Linked DNA regions of Mus musculus: region 1 is linked to region 2. Evidence: chromatin loops called from intact Hi-C (ENCODE). Cell type or tissue: left cerebral cortex. All regions are shown on one strand.

The links. Peaks named below come from ENCODE experiments on the same cell type or tissue, not always from the same donor. Only the 100,000 strongest peaks of a DNase experiment are listed, where the experiment ranks them.
Region 1: it touches region 2 in a loop (2.7-fold over the local background); 5 of 42 quality-filtered maps call a loop at or near these places.

The regions. Positions count from the first base shown.
Region 1 is chr16:26,435,111-26,443,110 of GRCm38, reverse strand. No RefSeq gene overlaps it. Among named protein-coding and RNA genes, the nearest start is that of Cldn16, 24 kb to the left of the region's middle. In left cerebral cortex, a CTCF peak has its summit at 3,223; DNase peaks (open chromatin) are centred at 1,725, 2,479 and 2,890.
Region 2 is chr16:26,244,077-26,252,076 of GRCm38, reverse strand. It overlaps Gm41436 (a long non-coding RNA gene), which reads right to left and starts at 159. Exons shown (of 5, transcript XR_875990.1): 1 at 38-159. In left cerebral cortex, no CTCF peak of the experiment used is centred here; a DNase peak (open chromatin) is centred at 3,036.

The DNA.
Region 1 (8,000 bases), 190 kb before region 2:
ATACTTTCCAGAGTATGAGTGGATTTATTGTGACTGGTTAGGGACTTGGTTATGGACTATATTGCTACCTTTGGTCTAAAATCAAAACATCAACAAGTCTACAGCTGAGGGAGTGAGACAGTAACTATGATCCCAGCTCTCCTTCTCTAGGCATAGGGTCCGGACTAGAGCCATTGGCCCTGCTGTGTCTCAGGCTGCCAGCTCAATCTGTAGATCTTAGAACAGCTCACTTTTATAGTTAGGGGCAAATTCTCAGTCATTCCAACTCTATGTTGGCCTCTGTGTCTGTCTGTCTGTCTGTCTGTCTGTCTGTCTGTCTGTCTCTGCTTTCTATTGGTCTATCAGTTCTCTTTGTTTATTGACTCTGTATTTCTGACAAAACCCAACTAATATACATATCAACCCCTTGCTTCCCTTAGTCCATCTCTTTATCTTCTGGGAGCACCTGATCTAGTCAGCAAGTTTTTTCTTAATTCATGATTATTTATATCTATTAACTTATGTTTCTGCTTTCTGAAATACATTTTGTTTAATTTCTATTTATTTGTTATCATTTTACTCACCTGTCAATAGTGAATAATAACTTCAAGAAGCCCAATTGTGTATCTCTGGTTCATTTTTCTCTGTGTCTGACAGATTTTTACTCATCAATGATCTAGTTTAGAGTATGACTATCACAAGACTTCTCTAGGTCAGCTTAGTGTTTCTGGGTATTATTAATAGCATTCTAGTAATGAAAAGAAAGGAAAGGAAAGGAAAGGAAAGGAAAGGAAAGGAAAGGAAAGGAAAGGAAAGGAAAGGAAAAAGGAAGGGAAGGGAAGGGAAGGGAAGGGAAGGGAAGGGAAGGGAAGGGAATGGAAGGGAAGGGAAAGGGGGGAAAGAAAGAAAGAGGGGGAAAAAGAAAGGAGGGGGAAAGAAATAGGGGGAAAGAGGGGGAAAGGAAAAAAAGAGGAAAGGGGGAAAGGGGGAAAAGGGGGGAAGGGGGGAAGGGGGGAAAGGGGGAAAGGGGGAAAAGGGGGGAAAGGGGAAAAAGGGGGGAAAGGGGAAAAAGGGGGAAAGGGGGAAAGGGGAAAAGGGGGGAAAGGGGAAAAGGGGGGGAAGGGGGGAAAGGGGGAAGGGGAAAAAAGGGGTAAAAAAGGGAAAGGGAGAAAAGTAGGGGAAAAGACGGGGAAAAGGGGAAAAGGGGAAAAGGGGAAGAGGGAAAAAGGGAAAAGGGAAAGGGAAAGGGAAAGGGAAAGGGAAAGGGAAGGGGAGGGGAGGGAAAGGAAAAGAGAGGAAGAAAAAAAGGATGCAAATAAGCAGAAAGTAAGTCAAGCACAGGTTAGACACCTAGTAAACTAGAGTAATAATAATAATAAATTCAATGTTTTACATCAAATACAATGAGAAAATAAATATATATGCCAACACATATACAAACAAATAATATAAAATATGTTTCTACAAATGATTTAGGAATACAAATAAAGGCATAATTAATATAGTTAGAAAATCATTACCTATGGCTTTTTGGCAAAGACTGAGATTGGCTCAATTCTGATGTAGAGTTTGGTAAATAGGAAAGGAATGAGTTTGCATGGCGTGGTAACTCCAGCTCAGGAGAAAAGGAAGTACATCGTGTTATTGAGGAATGAATTTGTAACAAGCATCTATGAGCATTTTAAGAGCAGAGAGTTTTTTATCTGGCTCGATCATGAAAGTGCCCAGCCATGCCAAGAATAGGGATTGTGTAATTATGGAAGCCCACACACTGAGGTGGTTTGTTTAAGAATCTGAACACCAAGGAAATAGGGATTGTGCAACTGGGTCTATTGAATGCCAGGTTTCAGTACATACACATTGCATACATGAAAGGACATCATATGTTCTGTGTATTGTTTTATTTACTAGAGAGTTACTGGTGAGTAACAAACTTTAGGGCAAGAAAGATCCAGTCATGCTCAGGATCTCTTCTGATGTTTGCAATTGTCAAATGAGACATACTAAGTGTAAAATTTTCAGCAGGAATGTTCTACAGTGCCCCTGTTTTTAAACCATAGTTTGACTTTCAAATATAAGGCATATTGATAGTATATATCAATGGACTGGAATTCTGATTTTTTTAAACACTATTCAATGGTAATATGAGAAGTGAAACTTTTGACAGTTGTTGAGTAAATTTGATCACTGTTGATAATAACCCTACATAATAACCCTGTATAACTGAGGTTTGAAATAATCAATTAAAAAAATGGTCAAGTAAAGCCCTTTACCAATGCCTTCAATAAGCAAAAGTACATGTCCCATGTACTTCAGTTCTCCATCACTGTTGCTTTTATAATTTCTCTGTATGCATATGTGTAGTGAGGGAGTTTTTATCATGGCATGTGTGTGTCCTCTGAATTAGATGACAGCTTGCTAGAGTGAGTGCCTTCCTTCCCATGAGAGGACTCAGTTAGTTTGACGTCAAGTATCTTTAGCCACTGGGCCATCTCACTGACCTATTTTTGTTGCTCTGAGACACATCTCACTTAGGCCAGTCTGGTCTTAAACTCACAGTGTAGCAGAGATTGACCTTGAACTGGTACTGGTCCTGTTTCTACCTCTCAAGTGTTAGGACTATCGGCATGCAACACCATGCCCACTATACTTCAGTTCTTACATTTTCTCATGTTGGTCATATACAACTGAAATAAATAGATGTTTTCATTTAATTTGTTTTATGATGGGGTAAAAATCTACCTAGAAATGCATGACTATTTTGAAGATAACAACAACAGGGACTATTTACTAAGTATCCTTTTCAATCTGAAAGAGCCACAGGGAAACAGATTCAGAACAGAGCACAGTCAGCCCAGTGAGTCAGGAAGGTGGAAGTCTGCCCAAGGAAACCAAAGCCTACTCAAAACCAGTGCTGTTCACACACAGGCTTCTACTTCCCATTACCTGCCCACATTTCTGACTCACTGAGATCCTCAGCCAGCAGCATTCAACGCATTCTCCACACTGACCATTGAGCAGGAGGTAGTGCCTGGAAATAATGACGTGTGGATTATCATTCTAATTCCATGAAGCGTTCTGGTGAAACTATAAAGCAAGGTGCTTTATTCCTGGACTAAATCAGTTAAATAGTTTCAACTAGTTTGCCCTATGGAATACATTACTCATGAAATGTGGAAACTGTGGTTATATTGTATATCCTGCCTTGTATGTGATGTAAAAGCAGTGTATATGGTTTTCCTTCTTTTCTTCCTTTAAGAAGAGCTTCTGCCACTAGAGGGTCATCTTTCCCATTTTCTGGTCCTGGAAGTTGAATCCCTCTTCTATTTTGTCAGCTGTTGTCTTCTTATGACTGCATTAGATCACCACTCATATGTAATATTTTATTGGAATTAATATTAAGTTTAAGTTATTGCCTATCTCAATAATCACATTAGAGGCAGTTGCTCATACATTTATTCCAGGTTTCAAATTTATTTTGTAATTCATATATGGAAGTATATTGCATTTCCATCCCTCCACCTCTTCCTGTGTCCACACCATCCCTCATTTCAAATCCATGTCCTCTTCTTGAGTAACTAATTAAAGCAAACATCCAAACCCAAGCCTTTCTCCATACGATGAAACTATAGGACCACTTTACAGTATAGATTGTACCTTGTATTATTACCAAAACTTGGAAGGAATCTTGGATAACATCTTGGCCAGCCCCCTCATTTTATAAATGAATAAAATCAAGTCTCCGGGAGAGTTTCTTAAGTAAGAGAAGAAGCTGCAGATAGCATCGGTAAACCTCAAGCTTTGCACTTGTCATTGCCTGTAAGAGCCATGAACAGTGAAGGCATCGGTTAGCACTCACTTCACACATTTCTCACATGTGAAAACAAAAATCCAATTTCATTGGACATTTTGTGTTCATAGATTACAAAACAAAATGCAGGAAGATTTCTGGCCTTGCTTCTAACTTGACTCGAGTCCCTGACTTGAAGATTAACGGAGACTGCAATTGAGGAACTCATGACATTTGGTTCGGTTTTATTATTTATTTGTTTGCTTTCTTGCCAGAGACTAAGTCAGGTGCACTGAACTAAATTTTATTTAAAGAGATGGAAAAAAAAAAAAAACTGTGATAAAATTCAAAATAGAACTCCAAACAAATGTTTATAGTAGAAGTCATTAACCCACTTTAGTGAATTATCAACATTACAGAATTTAAATGGGAATATAAATAGTGGGGGTGGCTATAAATACAGTGATTCTGTTGCTTTGTGCTTTCTATTTTTAATTGGTTATTTATTTACTTTATATTCCAATCCCAACTTCCTCTCCCTCCTCTCCTCCCAGTCCCTCCTCCTAACCTCACCTCCCTTCCCCCATGTACCCCTCCCCTCTCCTCAGAAAAGGAGAGGCCTCTCATGAATATCAACCAACCTTGGCATCAAGTTGCATTAAGACTCAGTACATCTTCTTCTCTTGAGGCTAGACAAATCAAACCTGTTAAGGGGAAGGAATCCAAAGGCAGGCAATGTAGTTACAGACAACCTCTGCTCTTGCTTTAGAAGTCCTACATGAACACCCAGCTGTACAACTGTTATATATCCATGTATGATCTCTGATTGGCAATTCACTCTCTATGAGTTCCTACGTGCCCAAGGTAGTTGATTCTGTAGGTTTTCTTGTGGTTTCCTTTACCCCTCTGGTACCTTCAATCCTTTCTCTCCCCCTTCGACTGGATTTCCCAAGATCTGCCTAATGTTTTGCTGTGGGTCTCTGTATCTGTTTCCATCAATTGCTGGGTGGAGCCTCTCAGATGACAGTTAAGCTATGTGCCTTTCTGGAAGTATAGCAGAATATCTTCAATAGTGTCAGGGGTAGACTCCCTCTCATGCCACAGGTTGGAAGCTGGATCAGTCATTGGTTTGACCTTTCCTCAAATTCTGCTCCATCTTTTACCCCTGCATATTTTGTAGACAGAATAAATTATAAATCTAAGTTTTCTGGGTGGTTTGATGCCCCAATCTCTCCATTGGAAGTCTTGCCTATTTACAGGATCTAGCCCATTTAGAGTCCATATCCTTTATTGCTAGGAGTCTTAGCTAGGGTCACTTTCATAGATTTCATGGAAATACAAATCAAAACAATTCTGATATTATATCTTACATTTGTCAAAATGGCTAAGATCAAACGTTCAAGCAACAGCTCATGCATGTGAGGATGTGGAGCAAGGAACACACTCCTCCTTTGCTTGTGGGAGCATAAACTTGTACAACCACTTTGGAAATCAATTTGGTGGTTTCTCAGAAAACTTGGAATAGATCTATCTTAAGACTCAGCTATACCACTCCTGGGCATATACCCAAAAGAATACTTACTCACCTATGTTCTTAACAGCTTTATTCATAATAGCCAGAAACTAGAAACAGCCTAGTTATCCCTCAAACAAAGAATAGATTGAGAAAATGTGGTGCATTTACACAATGGAACATTACTATTAAATACACCTTTTATTTTGACCCAGAGACTCCATAGGGTAGCACATGGAAACCTGAGTCCCACAATCCCCTCTTGTAGTCTCCCCAGTGCTGGATTGGAGACTTGTTTGAGCAAAGCCAGCTTCTCCTTTGCCTTTTAAAACTATTGTTGTCACTATCAAGAAAAGCTTTACAGCGTATGTACAGATCCACATCATGTGAGGCCCCAGACACACCCTATTGGTTCACAGTCTAAAATCCATACATTATTTTAAACCAGCAACACAACCCTGTTGCTTGGAAATCTCCACTTAGCTAAAATATCCGTTCACTTTTCATCTGCTCTGAACAAACAAAACTTCCTTCTTCTATGTTCTGCTTGCATCACCTCACAGCTAATCTATTTCAAAATCTGTTTGCTCATCAAAATCTTTTAGAAGTTGCTATTAAATGTCAGATTTTCATAGAGATTGTCATTTCCAGATGCCATGATTTCTTGAAGTTCAATCACTAGAAGGTTCTGGAAAGCTACTACAGGAGACAACATCCTGTCCTATCATATAACTGTTGAAAAGACTATTCTCTCTGTGTCCTTCTTCCTGTTTAGTTGAGATTTCCCCCTTAGGTGGGGATGTTCCTCTTATCTCTCTAACTTTAGCATTAGATCAGTATATAAGGTATGCTTCTCATAACTGTGAAGCGATGAATGGCAGAAACAAATTCACAAGGAGTAAATATTTATTCAGAACATCTCAGTCCATTGTGGTGAAGAGAGCAGAGGAGTTGGCTCATATCATGGCAAATGGATGGCAGAGGGAATTAGGAGAACTAACCAGGGGCTAAGAACAAGTTGTACTCTCAGTGGCATGATTCCTCAAGCTAGGTCCAACTCCTAAAGTTTTTACTTCCTCTCAAGTCCTCGACACTTACAGACCAAATATTCAACTCATGAACTAGCCAGAGACAGTTCATAATAAAATCATTATGTACATTGTATCATTTACTCTCAAATGCTCCAGCCATCTCATCAAGATACGTTTAATTTGTCTCCAAGAGTCCCTTTAAACTGTCAACACTCAATACTGGAGAGATGTTTCAGTGGTTAAGTACCCTTGATGCTCTTCCAGAGGAAACATATAAATATCACACACAAAAGACACATAAATACCATACATACACATATATCACAAACATAAGTACATCCACACATCTCACACTGACACAAATATCACGCATATATTGTTAGCAAAATTTTAATGACAGATATGCTGATCTTAGATCTAAATTCTTAAGAACAGACATAAATTTGGAGATAGCTGGACAGTCATATTTTTAAAGAATGAAAATAAAAGGTCAGTGGAAAGTAACTATAGAACTTATTGAAGAAATCAAGTCTTCTAAAAATGGGATACTTCAAGGGTTCTCATTTTTCACTAACATAAAATATAGTATGGGTAAAGGGAAGATTCCTCAATCAATAAATGAGAACAATTATAAATGATGGCTGAATAGAATGCCTAAAATACGAACAAACTCATGGATTTGCATTTGCTGACAGCTAACAGAGCTACTGAAACTTATTCTTTTAAATTTTCATCACATTTGTTCGTGTATCTGAGAGTGTGTTTGAGTGCAGAAGAGTTACGCTCCATACATAGCAAAATACAGATGTGGAAGCTAGAGAATTTCTTTAACCATGTGTGCCTCAAGGGTCAAATTTATATCATCAGGCTTGACAGCCTGTGCCTTGACCCACTGAGCCATCTTGCTGGCCAGATATTTTGCCTTTTCTCTCTTCTATTGAGACAAACCCAAATATCTCAGGTGTAACTAGGCTCTCTTTCATGATCCATGGTCATCAATGCAGTATTTCTCTATACTCCTATCAGGTAGTGTGTTTTTTCTTTCTGCCTATGTTCCTGAAGAGGCTTGTAGAGCCATTCCCTTCCCTTCCCTTCCCTTTCTTCCCCCTTTCCCCACTTTCCTTTTTTCCCTTCTCACTTCTTTCTTTCTTATGCTCTCTTTCTTTTGAGAAATGGTCTCATGAATCCTACACTGGCTTTGAACTTGAACTCACTTTGAAGCCAAAGATGACCTTGAGCTACGAATATTCCTGCCTCCATCTTCTGGGATCACAGATGTGCAACAAGCTACCCATTTTACAGAACTGGAACTTAAAATCATAATTCTTTGTGCATGTTAAATAAGCACCCTATCAACCAAGCAAGAGCCAAAGACTATTCAGCTCAGAACTACAGTGAGAACTGAACACTAAATACTACACTCAGAACTCTTGGGTTCCTTTGAGCTCAAAAGACAAACTAAATGCCATGTCAGAAAAAAAAAATGAAACAGCCTAAATCCCTTGGTCAGTTAACATTTGCAAAAATGCTGACAGTAAGTAATTAAACAAACATTATTTCTTTGACCTTCAAGGCTTATATTATGAAAGGAAAAAGCAGTCCTGGGTACACTTATACTAAAGCACACACCACTAACAAGTTTAAACACATTGTTGAGTAAAATAAATAAAAATACCACAGGTAAGGT
Region 2 (8,000 bases):
AACATTTTTTTAAAGCCCTAAAGTCTCATGCACTTACCTCTGCTGTAGTCAAGCAAGGCGTTGGGTTTTAGGGTAAGAGATGATGCATGGGACTTCTTGTGAAATGAGAAGCTGTTTTCACGAAGGCTGGAGAACAAGTCTTACCAGTTTGTCTACAGCCCTGGGCAGCAGGAGCAACCTCAAAGGACCACAGTGTTCGAGGGTATAATCAGGCCTTACCCACTCACTGAACACAAGAGCAAGACCTGACATTTCCCAATGTGTGAGGGAGATCTCTGTTCCAACCACGAGTTATTACTGCACCCACGTTTCAGGGCAAGCAAATCATTAGTATTATGGGAGCTTGTAAACTCATACAAACAACTAAATCATAATCTTTCAAACTACATGCATAAAAGCCCAATAAGAGGCGCTAAAGATGATGCAGTTGACAAAGCAGGCAGAACACATAATAAATACTGGGGAAGAGTCCAGAAATGAATTATGGGAAATGACACCTGGGACTCAGAAGGGCAACGCTGTTAAAGGTTATTCCGGAATGGAAGTGTTCTAGACGTGTGGATGTATGGGCAAAAGTAGATGGACAAGGCAATTGTGCAGAGGTCCAACACACACTACGAGGGAGCTCCAGATATATCAGTGGACAGAAAAGCTCTGTGGGGAACAGAAAGCCATTTCCTATTGGCCTTTACTCCCTGAACATCCACTTTTGATTTGTTCTCATTTTCGAGTAACTCCAAGTATATTTTCTTGCTGACGTTTGCTCAGGTTTCTGGCTTTATGTGCTTAGGCTATGTTGTATTCTGTGCTGCAACAAAAAGAGGGCCTGATGAAAGGTAAGAGACTGTAGGGCAGGTGTCTCCACCTAGAGCTCCAGCTGAGGACTTCAGGAACTTAATGAAAGCCAGGAAGCAGCAGATCACAGAAGCACTGTCTTCAGCATTTCCTGGACTTTTCACTCCTGCTTTTTGAATCCCACCATATTTTACTTATATAATTTTTACATGCATGTATTTTGCACATATGTATATTTTTACATATATTTTTACATATTTATACACTTTACATGTATTACTTTACATGCATGTAACTTTTGCATATGTGTAATTTACAGGAATTATTTTACATGTATGATAATACATATACGGTGGATCTCATAGAGGAGGCTCATTGATGAGGACACATTCTAACCTACAGCCTGTTTACTGCTACCTCAAGCATCTTTTCTGTGATGAGCTTGGGAATATTGAGGAAGGAATGCTGGAGAGCTTCTACCTACATCTTTCAACCACTTCTAGTAAGCAAGTGAATCAGGCCCTCACTTGATGATGCATGCGGTCACCTGAGGCACCTTAGGGAAGGCCAGTCAGCCACCAAGGTTGGGCAATTTGAGGAGTGGCAACCTATAATAGTAGCATTCTGATGATGGGGTCAACCAGAAATGAATTCCCAGAAGGCTGATGTCATTTAAAACGTCAACTGTCCAAGTATGAAAAAAAAAAAAATAAATAAAAAAGGAAAACGAAAAAGAAAGAAAAGAAAGATGTGAGAACCGACCTGCTCTTCTTGGCACAGAATCAGAGTTTCTATGTGCCACAAAGGGAAGTGGTGTTTCCCCAGCTCCTGAGAAGTTCCCTCTGTCTGGAGGCAGGGCTGTTGGAATAGAATGCCTTTGCCCCTGACTTTTAAAGTTACAAAGAATTGCCAGGTCTAGTTCCAAAGTAGGTCTTCATAAATGATAGACAAGAGACCTGGATGGATCAGAAAATGGCTCTCACACAGGAATTAGACAACCCAAAGTCAAATTCCTCAGCCAGTATTTCAGTCTGACTTAATTTCTAATATCTTCAAATTTCTCTGGAGAGAGGCTTTGCGGCTGAGAAATGATAAGCAATCCTCTTTGCAACAGAACAGAAATTTTGTAGGAGTCAAATAGAACTATGTACTCACCAGCTAGTCTCAAACAATCCATATAGCTAACAAAGACAATTGTCAAAATGTAAGTCCTGATTTGGTTCATCTGGGGTAGGGCCTGGGACCCTGCATTTCCGTTAGGTCCTCCAAACGTTTCATGAGACTGGTCTATGGGGCAGTTTGAATAGTTTTGTGTTAGTGTTCAAAGTATCATATATTAGCTAGTTTTCCATTTCTTGTAAGCTCCCCACTTCATAATTCTAATTCCAAGTCTGCACATTAATTAACATATTCAGTAATAATACAAATGTGCACCCAGAATAGAGAGCCCCACTTATAACTACGCCAACTGCTTAAAAGCTGTTTTTGCATAAAAGCTGAATGGGGGGAATTATTTCTTTATTTTAGAATTTGCATAAAATACACAATTGTCTCTGTGTAAAGAACTAAAGGACAGTAATGAAACAAAAAGTGTTTGAAACAGAGTAGCTTGCAAAAGCATAAGAGGTGGTGGAGTATTTTATAAAACTCAAGCCTTAGAAGTTATCCTATATTATTTATATGCTCTTCATTTTACTACTTTATACATGTGCACAGTATTTCACATCTATTTTTATTATTTCTAGGCCACATTCACATATGAAAACTAATTTATTCTTTAGAAAACTTCATACTGAGTATTACTTGTCCTGTTATATAAGTGACATTAGAACCTGACTGTTTGAAGTGAGTTGCTCAAAGTCACACCGATGCAGCACCAAGATGAAATGTTCTGAAGCCTGGACCAATGATCTCTCATCTCTCTCATCCGCTGTGCTTACACTCCAGAAGTTTCACTTAGGTTTACTGAACCCTAGTTATGAATAAAGGGCCCCAGGAACAGAGTGTAAGAGGTGATGCACATCACAGATCCAGCTGCTGCCAGAGAAATGGAGAGACACAGCCCTTAGATGTCTGTCCCTCCAATCAGATGAAAAGATACTCCAACCCTGATGACTCATTTGCTTGTTTCACCTCCAGCCAAGAATACAATGTTCTATTCCTTCTGGAATGTTCAGAGATGAGAGCACCTGGGGAGTGGAGGACAACTTGACTGCTAAAATTATCCAACATGGGGGCCTGCTTTTCTGCTTGCATCTCCTTCTTACTTACTTTGTGCTGCTTGTGTGCACTCCCACTCATGAGCTCAATCTCACTCCTTGTTCATATGTCACTCAAATATGTGCACAGTCTACAAAAATTAACATCAGAGGTGTTTGCTTGCCTCTTATTCAGTCTGTTTTGATAGCTCTGCAAATGGCACGCTGCTCCTTTTACATTCTAGGCAAGTTCCCTGCCATTAAGCTACATGCCCAGCCCTTGGATTTTGACCTCCTTACATAGCTCAAAGACTGGCCTTTAATCCACTGTGGATTCTTCTCTTAACTCCCAGGGCTTGGTATTATTCAACTAGAACTGAAATGAAGGATTGTCTGTGGGCAGACACAAAAGGGCTTCATTTGAATCGAATGACTGGGAATGGGTATAATGGACATAGAGTGAACATAATATTCAAATTGGTGTGCTGTGACTATCAGATCAAATTTCACTTTAGCCATGTGATCCTGAAAGTTCACTAAACTGTTACTCTCTCACCTGAAAAACAAATATTTTGCCCAACTCATAGTACTGCTTTGAAAAGTGAATGAAATGGCATAGTAAAAGTGCTTTCAGGCTCAGGAGAACTGTGCCAGTGTCTTTGTCTTTATTTCACAAATAATTAACTTTAAGTTGGAAGAAGCTACTGGAAATCCAAGGCATGGCTTATGATTACTCTGCATTTTCTGACTTACTAATATGGACTTGGCAACAGCATTATTAAAAACACCATGGAAAAAATGTGAGAAAAATAAGAGATTTATGATGCCATCTAAGTTGATATAATCCAGACAATAAAAGTATTCACTAAGAGCTGTCAACACCATAGCTTCATGAATTCCAGATGCCAAGAGCTAAGTTTGAGCTTGGGAAAGTTCATTGTGAATGGTGAGTGTTTCTGCAGCAGTATTAAATGAAGTAGCTCAACTATCCAAACTTCGAAGGGGAAGAAAATGATTCACTCTCTAGAATGAGGATCTGGACACAGACATACCTACCAGGGCCCCTGGAAGTTAGTCTAAAACCCCAACCTGCCCTTCCCTTCCTACTAATCACATTCTGTTGGTGTGAGTACAAAGAATGCTTCCTGATTCTGGCCTTGGGGCATTCTGCGGTTTTTCTCTTTGTTCACCTAACCCCTGTCACATGGGCAACTGCAACAGCCAAGTGATTAAGAACATCTAGTAAGATTTGGGGAGCTACAGTAACCTCCATTATCTGCAATTTTCCACTTATATCTTGTAAGAGTATGGTGCTTATACCCAAGTTATAGAAGCAAAGGCTCCACTATGTAAGTCTATTATTTAATAAAGGATCTTTGGAGGGTCAGAGAGGCACAGACTCTGGATATCTTTGGTATTGTATCCCAATTACTATTAGAAAACCTTATTTCTTTCTTGAAGTCTCTCTCACATTTTTCAAAATATTTTACTTTAATTTCATGGTCTATTTAAAAATGTCTTAAACCATTTAGATCTAGCCTCAAAACAGTTTCAGGAAAATGAAAATACTATAGTCCAGAATTACAATGAAAAGAAAAGATTGTACATTTACAGCCATGAATACATGTGGGTGTTTATATGAATAAAGGCATAAAATGAGATGAAATGATTTATGGAGTTTTGACACATGATGCTTACTTGTTTTTGAGGCAGGGTCTTGCTGTGCACACAAGGCTCCATTGGAACTCCTGGAGATCCTTTTGAGTGCTGGGCTTGAAGATCTGTACCATCACTGAAATTGAAGACAAGTGCACCATGCTTGAAAATTCACACGATATCTAACAATATGTCTTCCACATTTTTTAATTTGTAAAACTTTTTCTTTTACCTAAGACAATCCATGAATTTACAATAGTGTTTTTTTTTTCTAAAACACTGTTTTTTCTAAAATACATGAAACCTAGTGTGTGTGGCCCTGAAAGGCAGTCTGTTTAGGTTAAATGAGGCTTGATCTGGAGACCCAGTAGGAAACTGTACAGTAGAAATGGAACAGTGAGCCACGTTTCGATGGACAGGTGCCTGGCACCAAGAGACCCCAACTCCATAATTTTGTGACTATAAGTCACACAATGTTTCAAGCTTCTGGCATTCTGGCTAGACTCCTCCCCAACAGTTACCTGACTATAGCCAAGTATGCTCCTCCCAACAGTTATCTAGCAACAGCAAGTTAGCCCAGACCACTATAAAAGGGGCTGCTTGCCCCCCCCCCCATTTAAGCTTTCACCTTACTCTGAACTCTAGCCCTCCTTGCCCCTTCTCTCCACATGGCCATGGCTGGCCTCTCTCTTTCTTTCTACCTTCTCTCTTTCTCTCTGCCTTTCTAAAATAAACCTCTAAAACCATAGACTATCTCTGCTCATCAAGGCCTGCCATACTTGAAGGATGGGATAGGCTTTCCCCTAAAGAGCCACGTCTAACCTCCCACCAGAAGGCCTTCCTGCACTCTAGCCATGGACTAGACAAAGGACTCTCACCTGCATGGGAACTACCCAGCACCCCCTCTCTCCCTGCCCTGTCCTCTCTTCAGCCCCGAGGCTGGCCAGGGCACCACCCAGAGCTCCCATTTTGTTCTCAGCGCTTCCATGGTGTCCAACTGTGTCTGGGATGCCCAAGACTGAGAACCTGTTATCCCTGGCCTCCGTGAGGCCCAGAGACCTCAGGCTGCCCCTTGGCCAACCTCTGGTGGGCTGGGTTCAGTGGCTTCCCACAGAAGTCATCTTCATAAGAAAAAACAAAGAGAGAGTGAGAAAAATTTCTCAAGAAAGGAGCCACCATTTTAGCTGCTGTCATTGTTGTCTTTTGGTGGCCATGCACGTCTCTGCCCTGCCCATCTTTAATGTGCTGATACACTACACAGCCCTGGCTGTCTGAGCCATGGTTCATAGCAAACTATGTGTAGACATGGATGTTTCACTAAGTTGGTCTTTATTAGAAAACTAATGGACAACACAAATCAAATCCAACTGTGTACTCACTAGTGATTGGAATCAGCACAGAATTTTCAATTTGTTCCAGGAACCCCTTTCCTTAGGGAAGAAAGAACTTTCTTACCTCAATTACACTGTCATCTTCTGAAAACCAGAGTAGCCCATCTTATCATCCCCCAGAAGTCATCCTAGCTGTGGGTGAAGGGTAATATGAGGAGGCTCTGTTTTTTGTTTGTTTGTTTGTTTTAATTGCTCAGTTGCTAGAGCAATAAGTGTACTTGAGAATCAGTCTAAACTACAGTGTGGTCCTCGACCTATCACTTATCATCCATGCATTAGGAATAAGAGAGTTAACAGTTCTCTGCTTCAAAGACATGTGGAAAAGGGGGAAACCACAACTTCCTTCAGTAATGTTCATGAGACAAATGAAGTAACATAGGTGAACTATACATTGCTCACTCTGACAAAGACTCTGTCAAGGGTTAGTGCATGTGAGTATTTGAAATGCAGTTATTAAACTGCATTCTGGGAGTATTATCTTATTTAGTTTTAATTAAGCTGCATTCATCTCTATGCAAAAAGTGAAGGGCTGCCTAGCCCATGTTTCCTGACTTGAGTTGGTCCCTTTGGTAAAATCTTTGTATCAGAAACCCAATTGCCATTCTGTTACTGCTTGCTTGTCCTGAGGAGTAAATGTGAAAGCAGAACTATACTCTGTTTAATTTTCCAGGGCTAAAAACAAAAATGCACCTTTCTAGGGACTGCTCTTTGGTGACACATGCAAGCATATTTTACCACCAACAGACACTGAGCACTTCTCAGCTCAGGACAGTAAAATCCCTTCAAATAATATGACAATGTTTTTCAGAATATAAGTAACAGTGACATGAATACGCATTTTACCTTTTTATGGCTTAGATTTAAATGCATCCACAGTGAAATTTAAATTTTATTTTATATATGTTTAAATCATCCCTCAACTATTGTAAGAGTGCAATAGTTTCTGCTAGATTCATTTACTAATTCTTTTCTTGTTTTGGTAAGTTTTTTTTTGTTTTTGGATTGCTTTTATTGAAATAGATATTTTTCATATAGTAATATATCCTGATTATGGATTCTTCTCCCTCTGAAGCTCCAGTTTCTTCCCACCTTCCCTCCCATTCAGATCCACTGTTTCTGGTCCATATTGGAGAATAAACAGGCTTCTAAAAGACAATCATTAAATAAGATAGAACAACTAACACACCAAAACAGGACACAAAAAAAAGGAAAGAGGCCAAGAAAAGACACACAAACCAAAATACAACAACAGATATCCCACTTGTTTGTACACTCAGAATCCCCTTATAAAACCAAACTATAAGCTATCATATATATGTAAAGGACTTATAAAGTGAAAAAAGAAAACATATATATTATAAAGGAGAGTGTAGCCCGCCAGCACTGGGGTAGCTAGGGCGCAGAGTCGGCTGACACCCGCAAGCTACCCACAAGACCTGCCACGGGATCTTAAGACCTCTGGTGAGTGAAACACACCTGCTGCTCCAATCCAATCGCATGAGACCTGAGACTGCAATAATTAGGGAAGCAGAAAACCTGGCCTGATCAGGGCACAAGTCCCTTCCGGTCCACGCCAGCACAGGGGTACCTTGGGCGTGGAGTCTGAAGACACCCATAAGGTATACACAGGACCCTCCACGGGATCTTAAGACCTCTGTGAGTGGATCACAACTTCTGCCAGGAGGCAGGTTCAAACACCAGATATCTGGGCACCTTCCCTTCAAGAGGAGAGCCTACCTGTAGAGAGAACTCTGAACACTGAAACTCGGGAAAGAGCTAGTCTCCAGGTCTGCTGATAGAGGCTAACATAAACACCCAAGGAACAAGATCTAACCAGAGATAACTACAACAACTAACTCCAGAGATTACCAGATGACAAAAGGCAAACATAAGAATCTTACTAACAGAAACCAAGACCACTCACCATCAGCAGAATGCAGCACTCCCACCCCACCCAGTC